Linked DNA regions of Homo sapiens: regions 2 and 3 are each linked to region 1. A link is a loop called in an ENCODE intact Hi-C map of the cell type or tissue named here. Cell type or tissue: A673. All regions are shown on one strand. Region 1 has its middle 38 kb from the start of MGST1. Region 2 overlaps LOC105369677 (a long non-coding RNA gene). Region 3 holds the start of LMO3 (LIM domain only 3).

The links. Hi-C counts contacts between places; a loop is a spot of excess contacts. Peaks named below come from ENCODE experiments on the same cell type or tissue, not always from the same donor. Only the 100,000 strongest peaks of a DNase experiment are listed, where the experiment ranks them.
Region 2: a loop joins it to region 1, with 3 times the contacts of the local background. A loop is called at or near these places in 5 of 110 quality-filtered maps.
Region 3: a loop joins it to region 1, with 2.8 times the contacts of the local background. A loop is called at or near these places in 5 of 110 quality-filtered maps.

The regions. Positions count from the first base shown.
Region 1 is chr12:16,381,356-16,389,355 of GRCh38, reverse strand. It overlaps a transcript of MGST1 not described here. Among named protein-coding and RNA genes, the nearest start is that of MGST1, 38 kb to the right of the region's middle. RefSeq lists enhancers at 5,812-6,404, 6,405-6,998. In A673, a CTCF peak has its summit at 3,135 (motif pointing left); a DNase peak (open chromatin) is centred at 3,065; H3K27ac peaks cover 850 bases.
Region 2 is chr12:16,936,266-16,944,265 of GRCh38, reverse strand. The region is part of intron 3 of LOC105369677 (a long non-coding RNA gene); the gene reads left to right. Among named protein-coding and RNA genes, the nearest start is that of LMO3, 330 kb to the right of the region's middle. In A673, a CTCF peak has its summit at 4,231 (motif pointing left); a DNase peak (open chromatin) is centred at 4,245; H3K27ac peaks cover 510 bases.
Region 3 is chr12:16,602,879-16,610,878 of GRCh38, reverse strand. It overlaps LMO3 (LIM domain only 3), which reads left to right and starts at 4,717. Exons shown (of 4, transcript NM_018640.5): 1 at 4,717-4,813. RefSeq lists enhancers at 395-894, 5,783-6,283. In A673, no CTCF peak of the experiment used is centred here; DNase peaks (open chromatin) are centred at 3,685, 4,258, 4,978 and 5,788; H3K4me3 peaks cover 6,440 bases; H3K27ac peaks cover 4,775 bases.

The sequences.
Region 1 (8,000 bases):
CCACTATTCTCAACATTATTTTTAGGCAAGTTGTGCTCTTGCATTACAAATAACTGGCTCAATAAATGACTGTTGAGATACAAACTGTTGATGCATCGAGTAAACAAACTATTTCTTTTCAGTTTGTGAAGCTAAAATTTCCTTCTGTTATTTCTGTAATTGGAGCTGGTTGCTGGGTAAGCCATCACATTATCTATCACCTAGGTGTCACTATGGCTAATTATTAAAACGAATCCCAGTGCAAGGTATTTACCATCCCTATGCCACCTGTATTTGTCTTCAGATACGCAAAGTGGCACTTTACAAGATTAACTTAATTTCCCCAAGAAGGTTCAGAAGCTGAACTTCAAGAAGCATTCCTTCTCTATTGCTGTTGCTTCCTGGGATCATCCATGGTTTTCTGTTTTAAAGTGGCCTTCATCTGAGATTCAGTGTAGTTGCTCAGTGGAAGGTCCAGGCCTGGCCTAGAGCAGGAGTTCTGGAAGGACAGAGTACAGCTCCTGCCACATTACAAGAGTCTCCACTCAAGTCTCCTAAAGCTGCCTTAAGCCTCTCCAGTTCCTCGAGGTCCATTAGTTTTAATTTAAGGATGTAGAACTCAGCCTGTGATAATGCCTAGGCCAGTGTCGCTTGAAGGGTTCCACTAAGTGTTTCCAGTGTGTCACAAAATAAATACAGAAATTGAGAGTAAGCATTAAAAGGACACTTATAGCCAGCTGATATTGCTGTGACAACCAAGCATATAGTTAATTAACTGGTTTTAATAAACAGGGAATACAGTAGACACCAGTTATCTGCAAGTGTATATTTCAAGAGTCCAGTTGATGCCTGAAACTGTCAATAGTATCAAATCCTACTGGTAACAACTGGCCCCTGCCAGCTAGTGTGAGCCACCTTCAGCTCCGTGACGATGCTGGTGTAAACCAACCCACTGGGTTGCAAGTCATAGAAAAGCAAACAAGTAATATCCTAGGCCTCCACGTTCACTCCCCACTCACTCACTGACACCCACAGCAACTTCCAATCCTGCAAGCTCCATTTGTGATAAATGCCCTATACAAGTATACCATTTTTAATGTTTTCTACTGTATTTCACTATACCTTTTCTATGTTTAGGTACACAAATACTTACCATTGTGTTACAATTGCCTACAGTATTCAGTACAGTAACATGGTTGGTGCAAAAGTAATTGCAGTTTTTGTCATCACTTTTATGGCAAAAACCGCAATTACTTTTGCACCAACTTAATATGTCTATATACAGTCATGTATTGCTTAACAACAGAGATACATTCTGAGGGATGGATTGGCAGGTGATTTTATCTTTGTGAAAACATCATGGTGTGTACTTCCACAAACCTAGATGGTATGGCCTACCACATACCTAGGCTATATGGTGTAGACTATTGCTCTTAGGCTACAAATCTACGTAGCATGTTACTGTACTGAATACTGTAGACAAATTGTAGTGCAATGGTAAGTATTTGTGTATCTAAACATAGAAAAGGTACAGTGAAATACAGTAGAAAACAGCAGGGTGCGGCGGCTCACGCCTGTAATCCAGCACTTCAGGAGGCCAAGGCGGGCAGATCATGAGGTCAGGAGATCGAGACCATCCTGGTTAACACGGTGAAAACCCGTCTCTACTAAAAATACAAAAAATTAGCCAGGCGTGGTGGTGGGCGCCTGTAGTCCCAGCTACTCGGGAGGCTGAGGCAGGAGAATGGCGTGAACGTGGGAGGCGGAGCTTGCAGTGAGCCGAGATAGCCCCACTGCACTCCAGCCTGGGCAACAGAGCGAGACTCCATCTCAAAAAAAAAAAAAATGGTATACCTGTATAGGGCATTTATCATGAATGGAGCTTGCAGGATTGGAAGTCACTGTGGGTGAGTCAGTGAGTGAGTGGGCAGTGAATGCGAAGGCCTAGGACATTACTTGTTCGCTTTTCTATGACTTGCAACCCAGTAGGTTGGTGTGCACCAGCATCAACATAAAGAGGGGAGTAATGCTTTGCACTATAATGTTAGGACAGCTATGACATCACTAGGTGATAGAAATTTTCCAGCTGTATTATTATCTTATGGGTCCACAGCCATATATATGCTCCATCATTGACCAAAATGTCATTATGCAATGCATGACTGTGCTGTTTTTTTTCCCATTTATACATGTATGTCATGCACTATGATAAAGTTTAATTTATAAATTAGGCACAATAAAATAAAGATTATAAAGTTTGTAAAGTTTAATTTACAAATTAGGCACAGTAAAAGATTTAACAGCAATAACTAGTAACTAATAATAAAATAGAACAATTATAATATGCCAGCATTACTACTCTTGGACTTTGGGGCCATTATTAAGTAAAATACATGAACACAAACACTGCAATGCCACTACAATCGATCTGATCACCAAGCTGGCTGCTAAGTGACTGACAGGGTGGACAGTGTATATTGTGCAGAGACGCTTGATAAAAAGATAATTCACATCCCAGGCCGGATGGAGTTGGAAGTAGATTTCATCACTCTACTTAGAGTGGCACACAATTTAAAACTTACGAGTTGCTTATTTCTGGAAATTTCCATTTAATATTTTTGAACTGCAAGTGACCATAGGTAACTGAAATTGCAGAAAGGAAAACTGAGACAAAGGGGGCCTACTGTACACAGTTTGGGTGTTCGCAAACTCACACAGTGAGCGGCATACTGGTCATATACAGTAACATCAGGCATTGGCCTGCAAAAGATCAGAAGTAAAAACTATTTTTTAAAAGCTAGCTCGTAATTCTTCATGACAGATTGTTTTAGAAGCTTCGGTCTCAGTATTGAGAGTAGGCTGGGAGGCAGGAAAAGTTTAATGATGCAAGTTGGAAAGATCCCAGGACCTCTATAGAGATAATCCTGATTTCTGCACAGTCTGAGTAATTTTCGGCATTGCCATACCCTTGCACTCTAAATCCATGTGCTAGGGCTAAGTTGTGCCGAGTCCTAGCTTGGGTGACATGCCGCTATAAACTGCTTCTTCAGAGCCTGCGGAGCACTTTCCTTCTATCCAGCAGAGTAGAAATAACTTGCCGCGTGTACAGCACTGATGTCCAAAAGAAAAGTCACACAGGGACATCTAGTGGCAATGGGAAATCACCGATCTTCTCCAAAAGAGCTCAAGAATTTCCAAACCACAAACTGCTTGGATACTTTGGACTGGTTTATTGACCAGTGCAAACCTCGCAACCTAGCAAATTTGTCACTGCCTCCGAAGGCAAACAGGCATACAGGGAACTGAAATAGAGCTGGGTAGCCCTGGCCAAAAGGAGCCCACACCTAACGAGCCACTGAAAGACCAAATGAAGCAAAGAGTGAAGGCAGTAGGCAGATTCTTTAGGCAAGTGTGCTGAGAAGAGGGTAGATAGGAGACTCTCATTTTATGGGCAATTACTTCAATACTCTCTAGTTGGCTGTCAAATAGACTTGACTCTTAAGAGGTAGAAAAGACGCAAAACTCCAAAAGAAACTGTATGTATTAAAAGCAGCCCTCCAAACTTGCTGATCTATCAATTAGCATTTGCAGAACTCTTAATGAGAGTTACTTGTGAGCTCCACAGTATCGTGCCAAAGACAAATCAAAGTTAGCCACCCAGATTGAGGAAAAAAAAAAAAAAAAGAAAGCCCTTTGAAAAGAGACGGGCTTCTCCTGGGCTTTGATGGTAGGTCTGAAACTAAAAGAGATACAGTTGCATCAGATTATCATTGTTTGAAACAGACTTTTTCCCAGGCAGATGTGCAAATAAATTGTTAATAAAATAAGTATAAATTTAGCCGGTAAAAATTATAGTGGATTTTACTTGAGAAAAATATTGAAAGCATATAACCACTGATTTTTGCCATTTCTATGTGTAATAAGATCAAATATTATATACAATTCATGCACACAAATGTAGTTTTAAAGAAATCATGTGATTGATGTAACCTCAGAGTTCTTCCTTCACTTCCAACCTCCCTCCACCTAATGACAAAAGAAATTTTAGACTTGCCCCATTCACACTGATTACAATGGTCCATTGCAGCAGAATTCATATTGCAGTTCAAACTATTTCTTATTAAAATTTCTCTTTTCAAGATTCTCCTCCTCTCCAAAATAAAATTTGGGCACAATAAGAACTTTATACTGGGGAGGCGATCTTTAGTTCCAAATTATATTTCTTCCCTGGCTTCTGCTTCTCTGAGTTGCAAATAGTTTCTTCTGATCTGTCCTATCTAAATCCATTCTAGCAAGTCCACGGTGGGTGAAATCCATGGGCTGTTTTCTCAGCATATCTAGCACCTGATACTATTTCCCCTTTCCCACCTAACTCCTGTTCCTTCTTTGGCCTCTACCGTTACTCTACAACTCCACCTATAGTCTCTGCTGTAACCCCAGCTAGAGTTATCCCTCACTACAGGGATCCCTGTGATAGGCCTACTGCTTCGCAGCCATCAGCTGCCTTCTGCATCCCACAAGGAGCATGTCAGAACTCCAGGAAGCTGCGTACAAAAGTACGTCAAGAGATACTTAGGGGTTTTCTCTCTGGAACTCACCCCTGCAAACTACCTGACCAATATTACTATGCTTTTGGGCATCCCCTATTGCACTTAGGTGCCCTGTGATTGGGATTCTTCCCAGAGTTTGGTATAATAAGTGAGATATATTGGTTTTCTAGAGCAATTCATACCAAATTACCACAAACTTAGCGGCTTAAAACATAAATTTATTATCTCCCAGTTCAGGAGGTCAGAAACCTGAAATCAAGTTGTTGGCAGGGTTGGTTCTGTCTGGATTCTCCAGGGCGTCTGTTCCTTGCCTCTCTCCTACCTTCTGGTTGCTTGCAACCCTTGGCATTCCTTGGCTTGGGGCTGTGTAACCCCACTCTCTGCATCTGTCCTCACGTGGACTTCTCTCTGTGTCTCTGCATCTGTTTCCCCTTCTCTTCTAATTATTTGCCATTGGATTTAGAGCCCAATCTAATCCAGAATAATCTCATCGAGATAACCTTAACTTAATTATGTCTGCCCAAACCCTTTTTTCCACAAAAGGTCACATTTATAGGTTCCAAGGATTAGAAGTTGGATACATTTTGGGGGGCAGGAGGGCACATTTAAATCAATTACATGGGGCATATCCTTCAATAGGGTGCCTATCTTCTCACAAAGGCCAGAGATGGGTAAGTTCCCTCAGGGGACCCCAGCAGTATCCCAACCCAAGATCCATTCTCTCTGAACCCCCTCTTTTTGTACCAGAGGAATTTCTACTTTTTGTCCCTTTTCAATGAAGAATTCCCCCTGTTGCACCTGTGTTAATTCCTATTTGTGGGCTTCTTGAATAGAAAATGCCTCCTCTCCTCTTCCCTTTGGTAATAAAGTCTCAGGGCATAGTGTTAATGAAAAAAAATGCAACAAAAACCTGTATGGTTTAAGAAAGAGATTATGCCATTTGTAATCATATTTTAAAATAATATCTGTATTATACATGTGCAGACACACACAGAATAGTATGTTATATTATGATATTGTCCCCACATGGCAACATCTTAACACAAACTTTAAGAAAGAAACTCAGGTCCGGGTATGGTGGCTCACGCCTGTAATCCCAGCACTTTGGGAGGCCAAGGCGGATGGATCACCTGAGGTCAGAAGTTTGAGACCAGCCTGACCAGCATTGAGAAACCCCATCTCTACTAAAAATACAAAATTAACCAGGTGTAGTGGCACATACCTGTAATCCCAGCTACTCAAGAGGCTGAGGCAGGAGAATCACTTGAATCCGGGAGGCAGAGGTTGCGGTGAGCTGAGATCATGCCATTGCACTCCATCCTGGACAACAAGAACAAAACTCCGTCTCAAAAATAAAAAGAAAAAAGAAAAGAAAAGAAAAAGAAAAAGACTTGGAAAAAAATATATAAATTTTTACCATGTATAAAAATGTAATCACATGGACCAACTGAAAACAACTCAGAAAAACAAAACTCAGACTTACATATAAAACCTTCCTCTGTGGAGTGCAAAATATTTTAAAAGTATTAGCTCAGAGAGAAGCCAAGATGGCCGAATAGGAACAGCTCCGGTCTACAGCTCCCAGCGTGAGTGAGGCAGAAAACGGGTGATTTCTGCATTTCCAACTGAGGTACCAGGTTCATCTCGCTGGGGAGTGCCAGACAGTAGGCGCAGGTCAGTGGGTGCAGTGCACCGTGCACGAGCCAAAGCAAGGCGAGGCATCGCCTCACCCAGGAAGTGCAAGGGGTCAGGGAATTCCCTTTCCTAGTCAAAGAAAGGGGTGAGAGACGGCACCTGGAAAATCAGGTCTCTCCCACTCTAATACTGTGCTTTTCCAATGGGCTTAAAACAAGGCACACCAGGAGATTATATCTCGCACCTGGCTCGGAGGGTCCCATGCCCACGGAGTCTCGCTCATTGCTAGCACAGCAGTCCGAGATCAAACTGCAAGGCAGCAGCGAGGCTGGGGGAGGGGCGCCCACCATTGCTGAGTTAGTTGTTTGATTAGGTAAACAAAGCGGCTGGGAAGCTGGAACTGGGTGGAGCCCACCACAGCTCAAGGAGGCCTGCCTGCCTCTGTAGGCTCCACTTCTGCGGGCAGGGCACAGACAAACAAAAAGACCGCAGTAACCTCTGCAGACTTAAAAGTCCCTGTCTGACAGCTTTGAAGAGAGTAGTGGTTCTCCCAGCACACAGCTTGAGATCTGAGAACGGGCAGACTGCCTCCTCAAGTGGGTCCCTGATCCCCGAATAGCCTAACTGGGAGGCACCCCCCCAGTAGGGGCGGACTGACACCTCACACGGCCGGGTACTCCTCTGAGACAAAACCTCCAGAGGAACGATCAGGCAGCAGCATTTGCGGTTCACCAATACACACTGTTCTACAGCCACTGCTGCTGATACCCAGGCAAACAGGGTCTGGAGTGGACCTCCAGCAAACTCCAACAGACCTGCAGCTGAGGGTCCTGTCTGTTAGAAGGAAAACTAACAAACAGAAAGGACATCCATACCAAAAACCCATCTGTATGTCACCATCATCAAAGACCAAAGGTAGATAAAACCACAAAGATGGGAAAAAAACAGAGCAGAAAAACTAGAAACTCTAAAAATCAGAGCGCCTCTCCTCCTCAAAAGGAATGCAGCTCCTCACCAGCAACGGAACAAAGCGGGACAGAGAATGACTTTGATGAGTTGAGAGAAGAAGGCTTCAGATGATCAAACTACTCCGAGCTACAGGAGGAAATTCGAACCAATGGCAAAGAAGTTAAAAGCTTTGAAAAAAAAATTAGATGAATGGATAACTAGAATAACCAATGCAGAGAAGTACTTAAAGGACCTGATGGAGCTGAAAACCAAGGCACGAGAGCTATGTGAAGAATGCAGAAGCCTCAGTAGCTGATGCGATCAACTGGAAGAAAGGGTATCAGTGATGGAAGATGAAATGAATGAAACGAAGCGAGAAGAGAAGTTTAGAGAAAAAAGAATAAAAAGAAATGAACAAAGCCTCCAAGAAATATGGGACTATGTGAAAAGACCAAATCTACATCTGATTGGTGTACCTGAAAGTGATGGGGAGAATGGAACCAAGGTGGAAAACACTCTGCAGGATATTATCCAGGAGAACTTCCCCAATCTAGCAAGGCAGGCCAACATTCAAATTCAGGAAATACAGAGAATGCCACAAAGATACTCCTCGAGAGCAACCCCAAGACACATAATTGTGAGATTCACCAAAGTTGAAATGAAGGAAAAAATGTTAAGAGCAGCCAGAGAGAAAGGTCGGGTTACCCACAAAGGGAAGCCCATCAGACTAATAGCTGATCTCTCGGCAGAAACTCTACAAGCCAGAAGAGAGTGGGGACCAATATTCAACATTCTTAAAGAAAAGAATTTTCAACCCAGAATTTCATATCCAGCCAAACTAAGCTTCATAAGTGAAAGAGAAATAAAATACTTTACAGACAAGCAAAT
Region 2 (8,000 bases), 550 kb before region 1:
AGAGAGAGAGAGAAAGAGAGAATGTCCAGAAAGCTTCAGTTTAATCCTTCCCTGGACATTTATTAGAAAAATCATGAATTTACCTAAAGTTGCAAAAGAAAACTACTGGGAAAGGGGGGCTGAACAATTATTATAGTTCACAGAAGCCTATATATTTGTTTGCTCACCAGCCAGAGAGAAAAGACCTATAATACAAGCAGCAGGAGTAGAGATTTTTAAAACGTAATGCATAAGCAGTGGGGCTAAAATAGTCCTAGATTAAAGGGTGCTCTGCATTTGTCATAAAAAACCTTAAGGGCAAGGCTCTAAAGAATGTATTAGATTTCTCATTCCACGACCAAATCAAAAAGTGTTTAAAGGAATACAACAAAATCTATCACCCTGCAATATAAAATACACATCGTACTCATCCAGTAAAAAATCAAATGTTCTATTAAATTGCATAGTTAAAATTTGCTTAAATGTTCTCAATCTAAAACAAAACAAAAAGGGTACTAGGTGAGGTGACATATTTTAACTAACTTCATAGTGGTAATCATTTCACAAAATATATGCATATATTAAATTATCATATTCCCCTTAAAACCATACAATTTGTCAGTTATACTTCAATAACGCTAATTTTTAAAATTCAAGTTTCAATACTACTTTCTGAGCAATTCAAAGAGCAATTAGAAAATCAGTAAGGTACAATAGAATCCAATAACACAATATTCTTGACCAAATAAATTGATATTTATGGAACACTACAGCAATTAGCAGCAGGTATGGATTACATTCAAGTGCAAATGCAACATACACCTAGTCTAAGCAATAAAAGTACCCACAAATTTAAAAGAAAAAAAAAAACTATGCAAAATATATTAGCTGACCCCAGTAAAATTAAACTAGAATCAATAGCAAACAATGTCTGAAAATCAAATATTTAGAAATTAAACAATGTATTTCTAAATAATCCACAGGTCAATAACAAAACCACAAGGGAAATGAGACAATACAATTGAATATAAATGAGTGCATAACATACTAATTATTGTGAGATGAAGGTAGAGCAGTTCGAAAGGGTACTTTATAGCAGACAAAGCAAGAAAGTTCTCAAATTATTGGTGTATGATTTGACTTTTAAAGACTAGAGAAAAAGGCTGGGTGCGGTGGCTCACGCCTGTAATCCCAACACTTTGGGAGGCGGAGGCAGGTGGATCACAAGGTCAAGAGTTCAAGATCAGCCTGGCCAAGATGGTGAAACCCCATTTCTACTAAAAATACAAAAATTAGCAAGGTGTGGTGGCGGGTACCTGTAATCCCAGCTACTCAGCAGGCTGAGGCAGAGAATTGCTTGAACCCGGGAGGCAGAAGTTGTAATGAGCTGAGATTGTGCTACTGCACTCCAGCCTGGGTGACAGAGCAAGACTCCATCTCAATTAAAAAAAAAAAAAAAAAAGACTAGAGAAAAAGAATAATTAAATAAAAAAACAATTAAAACAGTGAGAATAAATCAAATAGAAAACAGAAAAATAAGCCCAGGAAGCTCAAAATTGCTCTTTTTAAAGTTCAATAAAATTGCTAAATATCAAGTAGGATGGCCCCCTCCATATACATGCTGTTCAAACTTGCTGATGCCAGAATGTCCACACTTATCAGGAGTACTTTCTGCACAAACCATCAATATCTACCATGAAGAAACAGCTAAACTGTTGAGAAGAAATAAAGGGAAGACACAGATGACCAATCAGAATTTTAAAATAAAACAACAGTGCAGAACCCACAATATTTAAATGGTGAGAGAATATTATGAGCGATTTACTCAAATCAAGCAAACCACCAAAGCTCACTCATTAAAGAGCAACAAAAAAAACTAAATATTCCTATATTTAAAAGTAATTACATTTGCAGCAAAACTTTTCACAAAGAAACTCTAAGCCCATAAGATTGTAGTGGTAAATTCTAGCAAACACTTAAAAAAATACAAGTCTAGACAAGCTCTTCTGGAAAATAAAACAAGAGGGTACACATCTCTACTCCTTGTATGATGGAGTATTAATAAGATGCTTAGAATGGTTATTGCAACAAAATTACAAATAAATTACAAATATCTCTAAACATGGATTCAAAAATAATATCTCAAATTTAGCTTATTGAAGTTAGCCACATAAAAAGGTAACACATCATAACCAGGTTGAATTTGTCCTGGGAATACAAGGTGGTTTAACATTCATAAATCAATCATTGTAATTCACTCTAGTAAGAGACTAAAATATAAAAATATATAAGCATCACAATAGATTCAGAATAGATTTGTAAATGGCAATTATCAAAATTCAACACACATATTTTTGAAAAAGAAAACATTTCTTATCCAACTACATAAAGCACAACTCTATAACTTTCATCACATGTACAGGTGAATAACTAATTATTTTTCCCTAAGATCTTAAATACAGCACAATAATATCCATTATTCCCACTTCTAGAAAATATTTTAGTGGAAATCCTCATCAGAAAAATAAGAGAAAAGAAGAAAAAAGTAAAACTATAAGAAGGAAATAAAATATCTTGATTCAGATTATGAGACTGACGCGCTGCTGGCTGCACTAATAGGGCTCGTAAAATATCTTGATTGAAATGACTGACTAGACGTAGCCACAATACATCTCTTCCAGAGAGAGCAACCAAAATATCAAGTATACCTCACACTTTGAACAGATCTTTTGAGCAAAAGCATTGAAATCTGATAGGTAATGAAAGACACTGGAGATATACCTAATGTAAATGACGAGTTAATGGGTGCAGCACACCAACATGGCACATGTATACATATGTAACAAAACTGCAAGTTGTGCACATGTACCCTAGAACTTAAAGTATTTAAAAAAAAAAAAAAGAAATTGTGGTTGAAAAGGGAGGAAGAAGGGCAGCCTGTTTGGAGTCTTCAGGTGCCAGACTGGCCCCCAGACCAGGACTGGACCCAGGGTACAGATAAATGAAGAAATCCAGGGAACTACATTTCCACCGTGGACCTCTGAGATCATAGCTACAGGAGTTCCCATGAACCCTGCAGACCTCTGGACTGGCAAGAGGAGCTGCCTGGAGAACACACAGAGGTACTGCTTGAACTTGGTGGAGCCTAGAAGGCTTGGCTGTGAGAGGCAGCTGCAACAAAAGATGACTCTGGGCACTCATCCCCCAAGGCCCTACATCCTGCAATGAGTGGTTGCAGCTCATGCTGTTTTCCTTGCCAGAAAAGAGTGGGTCCAGGCATGCTCAGATGCCCCAGAAAGGACCTATAGCCATTGCCATGGGACCAAGGTGCATATGAACCAGGCACACCTTTCCCTGCCAACCCCTACCAAGGCTGCCTGCCTGGCTGTTCCCAGGGGAGTGGGGGCACCGAATTCCCTTCATTGTCCCATCTGAGTGGCCTGGGAGCAGCTTCCCCCTATCAAAGCTGGTGCTTGACCCCAATGGACAAGAGGACAAAATCGCTGGCCCAGTCCCAGTTCCTTAGGACTGGAGCACACCATCCAGGGGTATAGAGATGAGATTTATGGCCTAATCTTCAGCAAAGAAGGAGTTCCCACTGTTAGGACACAGAGAATAGTGTGACATGGGTTTGTGTGGTGGTATGGGAGCTGGGCGCCCTTCCATTAGTGAGATCAGACTGGGGACGATGTGGCTTGATAGTCCTTGTTTCTCCCCCAGGGAGTCCCATAGTCCAGAATGCCTGAAGTGGCTTAGTGATCTGGGTGTAGACAGTTTGGGACAAATCTAGCTGGTTGGGCCTGTTGCTGGGGCCAGAGGCTTGGAGAGAGACCCCTGGGTACAGGAACTGAGCTTATCACACTTCGTGGTCACCATTTAGGTTAAAAATCCCCAGGTTGCCACTCCTCCACTAAGTTAGATATGTGGCAAAGGAATAGCAACTTTGCCTCTCCTAGGAGGGTTGTTCCAGTCACCTGAAAGCTGCCGCTAAACTCCCAGCAAGATCAGTGCTTTCACCAGCCTTGGAGAGCCTAGTCATGAGCTTGTCCAACCCAGCCCCACCCAATTTGGCCCGATTCAGTCACCATGGTGGCAGAGTGTGAAACAGTAACCCTGGGATCCTCAGGTCCTACCCATTGCCAGGAACACCCAGGTACTTCCGGTAATCAACAAAGGCCAAGTAAATATTCCAATGCCAATATTGCAATTGCCTCTTGCCTGCAAGCACCACCTTGTGGCTGAGACGTTAACCTGCAGAGTCTGTCACAACTTCTGACGTATTTGTACAGCACTCAGCCAGCTCTCACCCACAATTGCCACCTACTGTCCAGTAGCATGTACTGCACAACCAAATATAATTTTTGCTGACAGAGAAAACGCTGGGAAAGGACACAAGCCTCCAGAGACCTCCACTACCTTTTTCCTGTAAAAGACAGTGAGCCTGACCACAAGTGCACCCCATCACTACTACAGCCACAAACAATTAACATTTAAGAAAGCCACTACACTATAGCTCTCTACAACCAAGGAATTCCAACAGACCCTTCTGGAGGATAAGGGTCTGTAGGAATTCCTAGAAGCAAAGCCAAAAGACCCTTTGCAGCATACACAATAGTTACATCCTCAAGGGTTGGGGAAGTGAATCCCACTCAAACAAAAATAAATTAAAAAATAAGAAGTAACGGTTTCTACAGGTGAGAAGAGACCAGCACAAGAATTCCAGCACCATGAAGAAACAAAATGTTGTGACACGCACAAACAACCACACTAGTTCTCTATTAATGGATGATAACCAAAATGAAAACTTTGAAATGACACATAAAGAATTGAAAATATGGATTGTAAGGAGCTCAAAGAGAACCAAGAGAAAGTTGAAAATCATCACAAAGAAATCAGAAGAGTAATGCAGGAGATGAAAGATGAGATAGCTATATTAAAAAATAGACCAAACAGAACTTTTAAAAATAAAAAATTCACTGAAGAAATTTCAAACACAGTTGAAAGCTTTAACAACAGACTAGACCAAGCAGAGGAAAGAATTTCAAAGGCTGTAGCCCAGAATTTAAAGTTAACCCCATCATACAAAAATGAAGACAAATAATTTTTTAAATGAACAAAGCTTTTGAAAAATTTGAGATTATGCTAATGGATCAAACTTATAACTCACTGGCATTTCTGAGAAAGAAGAAGGAAATGTGGAAAAGATATTTGGGGAAATAATTTAGAAAATATCCCTAATCTTGCTAGAGAGGTAGACATTCAGATATAAGAAATTTGGAGAACACCTGTAAGATACTATACAAAATTAGCATCACCAAGGCATATAGTTATCAGATTATCTAAGTTCTATGCTAAAGAAAAAAATCCTAAAGGCACCTAAGGAAAAAGACCAAATCACTGAGGAAGGTAATCCCATCAGACTAATAGTAAACTTCTCAGCAGAAACTTTTTCAAGACAGAAGAGATTGGGGGCCTATTTTTAGCCTTCTTTAAAAAAAAATTGCCAGACGAGAATTTTGCATCCTGCAAAACTAAGCTTCATAAATAAAGGAGAAATAAAATCTTTCCCAGAAAAACAAACCTAAAGGAAATGAAAGCACAATACTTCTGTTACCATAAAAAGCATATGTAAGCACATGTAAGTAAAAAGTTAACAGATTCTATAAAGCAATTATGCAATTGAAACTACAAAGCAACTAGCTAACAGCACTAGGACAGGAACAAAACCTCACATGTCAATATCAACTTTGAATGTAAATGGACAGAATACTTCATTTAAAGAATATACTATGGCAAATTGGATTTAATATATAAGACCCAATCAGGAGTTCGAGACCAGCCTGGCCAACATGGTGAAACCCCATCTCTATTAAAAATATAAGAATTAGCCAGGCGTGGTGAAGTGCATCTGTAGTCCCAGCTACTCAGGAGGCTGAGGCAGGAGAATTGCTTGAACCCGGTAGGCGGAGGTTGAGGTGAGCTGAGACCGTGCCACTGCACTCAATCCTGGGTGACAGAGCGAGACTCTATCTCAAAAATAATAATAATAATAATAATAATAATAATATACATATATGACCCAATCATCTGTTGCTCTCAAGAGACTCACCTAACCTGTAATGACACTCACATACTTAAAGAGACAGAGAAATACATGTCACACAAATGGAAACCAAAAAACAGCAGGGGTTGCTATTACTGTATCAGATAAAACAGACATTAAACGAACAACAGTTTTAAAAAAGACAAAAAGGGCATTATATTATGATAAAGACTTCAAGTCAACAAGATTTAACTATTTTAAATACATACACACTCAACACCAGAGCACCCACATTTATAAAACAGTTTCTACTGGACCTACAGAAAGAGGCAGGCAGCTATACAATAATAATGGGAGATTTCAACACCCTACTGACAACACTAGACAGATGATTGAGGCAGAAAACTAGCAAAGAAGCTTTGGGTTCAAATTGGACTTTTGACCAAATGGACCTTAGGCATCTACAGCACATTTCACCCAATGATGGCAGAATACATGTTCTTTACATCTATGCATGGAACATTCTCCAAAATTGACCATATGCTTGATCATTAACAAAGTCTCAATAAATTCCAAAATCAAAATCATATCAAGCATCTTCTCAGACCGCAGTGGAATAAAATTAGAAATAAACCCAAAAAGGAGCTCTGAAAACCACACAAATACATGGAAACTAAACAACCTGCCCCAGAATGACTTTGGGTAAACAACAAAATTAACGCAGAAATCAAAAACAAATTTTGAAATAAATGAAAGTAGAGGCACAGCACACCAAAACTTCTGGGATACAGCACAAATAGTGTTAAGAGGAAAGCTTACAGTGCTAAATGCCTATATCAAAATCAGAAAGGCCTCTTATTAACAACTTGATGTTGCACTTTAAGGAACTATGAAAACAAGAACAAACCAAACCAAAAGCTAGCAAAAGAAATGAGATAACAAAGATCAGAGCTAAACTAAATGAAATTGAGGCAAAAACGTCATGCAAAGGATTGATGAAACAAAAAGCAGGTTATTTGAAAGAATAAATAGAACTGATGATCTGCTAGCTAGATGAACCAAGAAAATAAGAGACTGGTTGGGTGCGATGGCTCATTCCTGTAACCCTAGCACTTTGGGAGACTGAGGCAGGAAGATCACTTGAGCTCAGGAGTTCGAGCCCAGCCTGGGCAACATGTTGAAACCCCATCTCTATAAAAAATACAAAAAAAAAAAAATAGCCAGGTCCAGTAGTGCATGCCTGTAACCTCAGCTACTTGGGCAGGTGAGACAGGAGGATTGCTTAAACTCAGGAGGTCAAGGCTGCAATGACCTGAGATCACACCACTGCACTCAAGCCTGGGTGACAAAGTGAGACCATGTCTCAAAAAAAAAAAAAAGAGAGAGAGAGAATTCAAATAAGCACAATCAGAAATGATAAAGGTGATGTGACAAATGATACCACAGAAATACAAAAGATCTTCAGAGACTACTGTGAACATCTCTATGAGCACAAGCTAGAAAACCTAGAGAAAATAGACACATTCTTGGAAACATGTAATTGCTCCTTATTGAACCAGGAGTACACTGAAATACCAAATGGACTGAATTAAGATTTATGAAATTAAATCAGCAATAAAAAAACCTATCAACCAAAAAATCTAAGACCAGATGGATTCACAGTCAAATCTACCATACATACTACGAATCTTACTGAACCAATTCCAAAAAATCAAGGAGGACAGATACTCATTTTATGAAATCAGTATCATCCTGATACCAAAACCTGATAAGAACATAACAACAAAAAATACTACAAGCCAATATCTCTGATGGACATAGATGCAAAAGTTTTCAATAAAATACAAACAAAATTTAGCAGCACATTAAAGAGATAATTCATCATGGTCAAATGCATTTTATTCCAGGGATGCAAGGATGATTCAACGTATGCAAATCAACAAATGTGTCACCACCCAAACAGAATTAAAAATAAAAA
Region 3 (8,000 bases), 220 kb before region 1:
TGGCTTCATCTGTCCCAGGTGTGCTGTGTAATTTTTTTCTTCTCACCGTTTCAGAGCACTACCTCTCTCCTTCATTGTTCCTTAAAGTTTTCATCTGAGGAATTAATACAGATAAAAAGACATTAGAAAGGAAGCACCACTGCCAAAGCTCATCACTGAAACCTTTTATCAAAAGTACAAACTATACAAGTTAGAGGATTTTTTTTTTACCCTTTTGTTTCTGAGGGTTAAGGGGGTGGGGTGGGGGTGGTAGTGTGGAGAGGAAAGGAGAAGAGAGGCTGGGGGAGAAAACACAGCTCTGTCAATGGACTGAATGCACCATTAAAACTGGCGTCACTACAAAGGTTAGAGCAGATCTAACTGTCAATACAGTGAGTAGAGTGGAGTCCGGTAAGGGGGAGCTTTGGTGAGAGATACTTTGATATTTTGGAATGTTAGAAGGGTGAATGTGAAAAATTGGAGGTTGGGGATCTAATTACCCAACCATAATTGGGGGCTAGGGAATAAGTTGCAGTCCTCTCAACTCACCGCAGATCAATTATGTTAAGAGAACATCTGTAAGTAGAACTTAATGAGGTCCATTAGAGCAACATGTACAGCCTCCTCTAACAGTACTTGTCAGCTTCTTGGATGAGCTGAAGGAAGCTGCTAACTAGGGACCTGGCGAGGTGTTTAAATACTGGAGGAGCAGCTCTGGCCCACTCAGGTTTTGTATGCAGTTCGGGAAGAAAGTGAGAAAGGGAGAGGCACACAAGAAAGACAGGAAGCCTGAAGCAGAGGTTTCTTTCATTTGTGTTGCTGAATTTCGAAGAGTGATGGTGGGAGTGTGTGTGGTGGGGGCAGTATCAACCTCATCCTTCCCTTGACCGAGACCTTTCACTGCTCCTGGACTTTCAGGGTGTGCTATCCTTTGCCTCCCCCCAACAACCTGTCTGCTGCCCTAAAAAAAAAATTAAAAAAAAAAAAGACGGCAACCTAACCGGAGCATCTCTGGGACGCCACAGAAATCGTAACTGAACACCCGCACACAAAAGTAATCTGTGAGGTGTGTTTTAAAGAAAGAAACAGCTGAAAACTTGAAGACGTGTTTAGAAATATACATATATACACACTATTTTCTTGTGGGAGATCTCCTTTGGGCAAAGGTAAGTAGTATATATCTAATCACCCCCTCAGCACCCTCCTCCACCCCATTTTGTCATTCCCCTCCCCTTTTCCCCTCATCAAGGTATCACAATATAAGACCCCTGAAGAAGACAGTCTGCCTTTTTTTTTCCTTTAATAAGTGTTGGGATGGGGGCTGGATGAAGTAAATTCTCTCATCAAACGTCTGATGATGAGTTGCAGAAAGAGGGCACAGGCAAAAGGTAATCGGACCAAAAAGATCTGGCTCTTTATAGCAATCCTTTCGCAAAGATTTCCAAAGGATCTGTAATTAAACTGGGTAGTTTACTCTCAGGAAATGAAGAAACTGCTTGCCTGGCTGGATCCAACCTTTAGCTTGGCTGAGTAAACAAAAGCACAAATTCTTCTTTCACTTTTTCCCTCGCGGGAGGGGTGAGACTTTGGGGTTGGGGGGAGCCAGGAAAACAGGGAGTTTGCTGAGGGTTAATGGTGTTTTTCGCAAAGTGTCAGCAGAAGATGATTAAATTCCACCTCTTGTTCACCAGATCACTTTGTGTGCACTTGTATATTTCATTGTCGGCAACCGCTGATGATCACATCTGTGCAGTACATTAAGTGGCAAGCCTCTTCATCTGCACGGGGTTTTTCTGATGATTTTTTCTGTGAATAATTCATATGATTATGAAGAGAAAAACTGCTATTTTCTATCTCTCTCCCTTCTGTAGCACAGATTAAAAAAAATCTTGCTGTAAATTGCGTGATTGGGGAGATAGCCTGCTTTCAAATAATTTAATTCATGACAAAACCTAATTACTGTCAGGTAATACCCTGTCAGCTTTAATGCATTTCATCAGTCATAATGAAAAGAAGAGCATTTTATGACCCATCTAATTATCATTACATTTTAGGGGAAAATGAATGGCATGGAGCTGAATGTTAACTATTCCATTTTATTCCTTTACACATGTGGTTTGGCATATTATTCGCTAAGTTCCTCTCTCTCTCTCTGTCTCTCTCTCTCCTCTGTCTCTCCTTCTCTCTCTCTCTCTCCTCCTTGCTTGGCAGTATTACTTGCTTATAAGTGTGGGGGAAATGGTAAAATTGAGAGGAAAAGGAAGATTGGGGAAAAAGGAAGAGGATGGGATGCACTTAGAGATCTGGGTGTTTGTCCCTTAAGAAAAAGGTGACAAAGTGGTTAATGTCTTTGCAGGTTGGTGTTGATATCAGGAATCTTACTGCCACAGTCCAAATAGAGTACTAATTACCGCGAATGATGTCACCGTAGGCAGAGGAATAATCCCATCATTTAATTAGTTGAATGATTTAAACAAAGATTTGCATAGATGCACTAATCAGTTGCCATGAATTACAGAGCAGCAGTTGCCAGCGAGGGGTAACAGATCATACAGTTGGAGGGAAAAAAAATCTCATCTCCTTGAACATAATTAATTTAATTGTCCTCATTAGCTGTACCATTTGTTTTGATTTTATTTCTCCCTTTCCCCACACATACTTCTCCCTCCCTCCCTCCCTCTTTTCTTCTTCTCAGTGCATTGGCTGAGACAGAGCGCACGAGACACACACACATGCATGCACACATATGCACACACACACACTCACACATACTGGGGTGTTTTCAGAGTGGCTGTAGCAGAGAGGTGGGGTAGAACAGTGGGGAGCTGTGCGGATGGGTGAAGTGCATGTATGCCTGCCTAGACGGGCCAGAAAAGCCAAACTTAAGAAATCTGCCTATGTACAGAACAAGTCAACTAAGGGGTTCTCATTAATCTACCGTCTGTGAATATCGTTATTTTTCAGGTTAGTTCTGAGTTTTGTTGCCTTTTAAAGGGAGAGGAAAGCAAACCACAGGCTATTTTATTATGAGCCTTCAAAAGGGAGGGGGTAAAAACTAGTTATCAATGTTGTGCCTTTATTCTTTATGAAGAAAAACAAAATTTAGCTTAAATACTCATGGGGGGGGTGCTTTGATTTTTTTTTTAAAACTAGAGCTAGATTAAAACTGATGGTGAAGAGAAGAAAAAAAGTTTTTTGTAGTTCAACAATTGAATATTTCTTGGCTCTTAAACATTTCAGTGAGTGTCTTTCAAATGTGGACCATTTTTAAGCTTGACCTCTGACAAAGCTTTGTAAAATCTGGTGAGGGTACTTTAAGAGCAGCCCAAACAGAGGGTGACTTTGAAGTTTGAAAACTTAGAAAAATAATAAGGTATTTTAAAGCTACCAGTGGCCTTTATAGATGCCAAGGAAAGTTAAGAGGAGAGGAGGTTAGAGAGAATGGGACCTATTAGAAAAAAAAAAAAAATCTGTCAAGGCCTTAAAACAAGCCTGTGAAGACAAAGCAGTAATGGTGCAGAAACTATGGTTCTTTGACCAAGTTAGTCCTGAAAACATGTTTCTCAGTGCTGTTGGCTGTTTTTCATTGGAGCGTGTGAGTTTTAAATAGTAAGGAATTCAAGTAATTGCAGGAAGTGTGTTTCGGGGTGGTGGTGGTGGGGGTCAGCATTAGTGAATGGAGAACAAGTTCACAGTTTGGGTCTTGGGCCATTAGAGGAAGGGAGGAAGGGAGGAAGGAGAGTGTGTGTGTGATCCCCTGAACCAGGCTTGTGTGGCGGACTTGCGGAGCAGCGACTTCAGAGAGTTCATGAATGGAAGTCACAGACAGACCAGCGACTGCAGCCACCTCCAGGCATTTCTTAAAGGGGAGGGTTGTGTGCTTTTTCCAGGGTATTCTGGTAGCAGTTTGATTCTCTTGCTTTTATTTTAATTTCCATAATTGGTAGCTTCAGAAATGGCTTTGGAAGGCAATTTGCTTTAAATGTAGCCACCTATTCCAAAATGCCCTGGTTATTTTAGGAACCCTACCCTTTTCCTCCGGAGCTCTCTCGCAGGAGTTCTTCTTTTGGACTGGTCCAGGAGGTAGGGTCCTTCCTCAGTCGACTCCTGCAGAGGTCACATTTTGTGTGCGGGTTTGTCCCCAGCGTTTGTGAGTAGCATATGCATGTGGTTGTGCTGACTGCACTCGCAGGCTTGTAAATTTTCACCCTGGGAAATTAGCAACAAAGCCCGATCTGTCTCGTGGCTGCTTTGCACTTTCCGAGGGCGGCTGTACTTGACTGAGCTGCAGAACAGGCACACGAGAGCGAGCGAGGGAGCCAGCGAGAGAGGGAGGGAGAGAAGGAAAGAAGAGGGGAGGGGTGGGGGCGAGAGGTAAATAGTCTTAAATCGGAAGGGAGCTGCTTCTCTGTGGTCTTGACAAGCGCTGCCTGGGCTCCGCCGGCTCACTAATAACTGAGTGACCTTTTCTTTGGCTGTATTATGTCTGGCTGGGAAGGGATTGCATTTTGCAGCTGAGAGCCGGAGCTTCCTTCAGCTCGGCTCCTCGCACGCTGCTGGGGTAAGTTGTCTTGAACCAGGACGGAGAGAGACAGCCTCGGACTGCAGTTGCCTAAAAGGAGGACACCTGTGGCTCAGATGCGGTCAACACCATTGCTTGGCGTATCCTTGAGGACCTCATTATTTTAAACTTAAAAAAAAATAGACATTCCCTCCCCCGTCTTTTTTTTTTTTTTCAAACAATGCTTCTTTTTGACCTTTCCCAAGGAGAAGCGCTACAAAGCAGCCACTGTGCTTACTGAACGGCCTCCCCCTGTATCGCTTAATTGAGAAGGTAAGTGCAGCAACTGTGTACACACGCGTCGGCTTATTTGTGGTGTGTGTGTCTGCGGGTGCGCGCGTGCGTGTGCGGATGTGGGTATTTTTTTCTTCCCCAACCTCTGCTAATGAGGCATAAACTGGAGCTGCAACCCAGCTCCGCACTGCAACTTTCACTCGGGCTGCAGCTCTACTGAGACGGTTTTGTTTAAATCATGTGAGGCTTCATTATTTTTATGATGAGACATGAAATAGATGCAGGCGGAAGATGTTGATGGAAGGAGGGAGAGCGGCTGCGGCGCGGAACGTCTCAAGTACGACTCGAGTGGATAATAGTCAAAGTTCACCATGAACTGCAGTATTTCCACACCCCTGACTCCCGGGGAGAGAGGGGCAGGGAGAGTTTGGAATTAGGAAGTGTTTGCTCCCAGCCCATAGGAAAAGAATTCAGTCCTGGGTGGGTTTCCGGACCCCTCCCCCTTACTTGCTGGAATTCATGAACCCCCACTTCTTAAAGAGTTGATATTACAATCTTTTGGTCCTTGTTGACGCTTCTGCCTCTCTCCACGCAGCCATAATAACAAAATGTTGTTCCTTTGCCGTGGAAAAGTGGCTGTGTTTGGGCATGGGGGCGGGGGGGGGGGGCAGGCGGGTAGGGGCAGAAGTGGCTAGAAGAGGGAAGGTCCCTGGACCAAGGTGCCTATATCCTAATAGATTGAGATTCAAACTGATGCAGCACATTTTTTACGGGGACTACTCAGATTGCTGTTATGAAATACAAGTCAGATTTATGATCTTTTTCATATTGAACATGATATGCTATGCTAACGCTGCATGTGACAGTTTAATCAAATCCATTTGTTACCAGGAAGCTAAAAGGGGCCGCTGGGATTTTAGGATTACGGGCAGAGTTAGGGAAGCATGTGGCTTTGTCATTCGCCATCATTTTGCACACTGCGAGGGGCTCCGTGTGTGCGCCCTGTCTTGTCTGGCCGTCCTCATCCCTTCCCCCACCCCCTGCCGCCACTCCGACCCGCTCCCAAAGTGGCTTCACAATAGTCGGTCCTCGGCGGTGTAGGCTGCGCACCAGGTCCACACTTAAGCGAAATCAAGGAGACCCCCTTCTACTTCTACCTTTGGGTTTGGTGCTCAATGCGAAGCTGCTGCAACTCAGACACGCCTAAGTCAACTCATGCAGAAAAAGGAGAAAAGTTTTGGTAAGGTTACAGTCTATCATAGATGCACTTTGCTGGCGCTCTGCACTCCTGGCCGCTCAAAAGCCTTTCTGCTTTTCCGCTGCTTTTGTGTCTTTCTGAAAGAACCGAAATATTATTGTTGTAACTGCTTTGAAAGACTGCTGCTTAAACCAATTAATCTTGCTAGATGCAACAAATACTGCTACATTCTTTGCAAACCATCCCTGTGTGGCTGCAAAGACACAACCACAAAAGGCTGGAGCATAAACTCCGCAAGGGATTCTTTGTTAGAGTGTATGTATGTTTCTTATTTTTTTTTTTTATTTTGCATGTGAGCTGCATCAAAATTGAACTCAGTCTTGCAAATCTCTTGTTGGCCTTTGCCAAGCACTAGCACTTTGCTGCCATGGTAACTGTAATTAAACTGATAAGAGTGGAAAAATGTCAGTATCTCTGAGCCTTGCAGCTGCATTGGAGAAAAAGGGAATCAAATTGGTTCCCAGCTCCATTGCTCAAAAAGGGGAGGGGGGTGAAGGATAGGGAAGGGGGCTGGGAGTTGAAGGGGCAGAACAGAGTTAAGCAGCTCCAGTGCCTGAGATCTGGGGACATCTATTTGCATTGTTGTCCCTTAGGGGGCTGCAGCCTGTAGGGATGCTCTGGGCCAGTGAACAGAGAGAAACAAGCTTTTAGGCCCAATCCAGTTTTCCAACCTGGGTTGGGGGCTGGGAAGAGGATGAAGATGGGCAGGAGGAGAGAAAATCTTTTGTCTGGTGCCTCTTGGCAATCGAATGGCCATGTTGGCCAAATTCTTTTAATCTGTGTCAATGCTCCCAGCTGCAGAACCTGCATTCCCATTTTAGCATCTTTCTGAAGCACCTCATCTCTTCCAACCCCCTTTATGTATTCCCTCTTCCTCTTCCCTCTCCCAAATTGTTCTCTGTGAATTTTCCGACGGACAAAATGTTTTCTATTCACTCTGTGTAGTTAGTCCAAAAATGTAAGACTGTGTCTAAGTGCTGCAAATCTTTCATTATTATTATTTTTTTTAAACCCCTGTGTGTTGTGGAGTTGTGGTTACTTTGTTGTGTTAACTACTGAAGCTGAGACTGTGCGGATGAATGGTACAGAACAAGGGAACATAATGGAGGCAATCAACCGTTAGGCCGCTTCACAATGCAATCCAGGCAATTAAAAGCTCACCAGAGTTTAAATGAAATGGTTCTACTTATTTCTGCACACCACACTGCACAGGCTATTATTTATGTCTTTTTTTTAATTATGATTTCCCTTAAACTGTCAAATAACTCAGAATGGCAGGGTCTCAGAGGCAATAAGAATTTCCCTCAGAACAATTTACATGCCAATCTAAAACTAGTTATGAGTTCTGATGTGCTATGAGCAACTTGTGAAATGTTTCTTAGCTACAAACACGTAACTCTACCCAGACATGTTCTTCTGGTGGAAGAGGGGAGACTGCTGACTGCTTTATGCCTTTTAAGTACACGGTAACATGGTGACTACAAAATAGTTCTTTTGCTACAATTGTTAACTTGCATGGAATTCAAGAGATTCCATTTTCAAGAGAATTGCCATGATGTTCTTCAAATAAGGTACCAGGATGGAGTGTGAAATATCAAACTCCTTTTATGCCCAAGGCCAAACAGAATGTAAGAGTTTCAAATATTAATTGGCCTCTGAGTGCTAAATTAAAATGTCAACACAACAAAAACATTTTGTGAAGACAAGTAGGGTAGTGTTACTTGTGCCAAATGTTGGTATCCCCTGTCTTGGTTGCAAAGCATTTTGAATAAAACAGCTGACCTTCTATGCTTGATGGTAGAAACACAACTGTGGGAAATATAACTTAGCTGCTACTGGGATTTTTTTTTTTTTCGATTTTTCATCTTTGAGCTTTGTGATAAATAAAAATAATAGCCTTACAAATTTAATAGAATGGCCGTTAATTAGGATGGCTTAATTAGAATGGCTTCTCTTAATATTTATTAT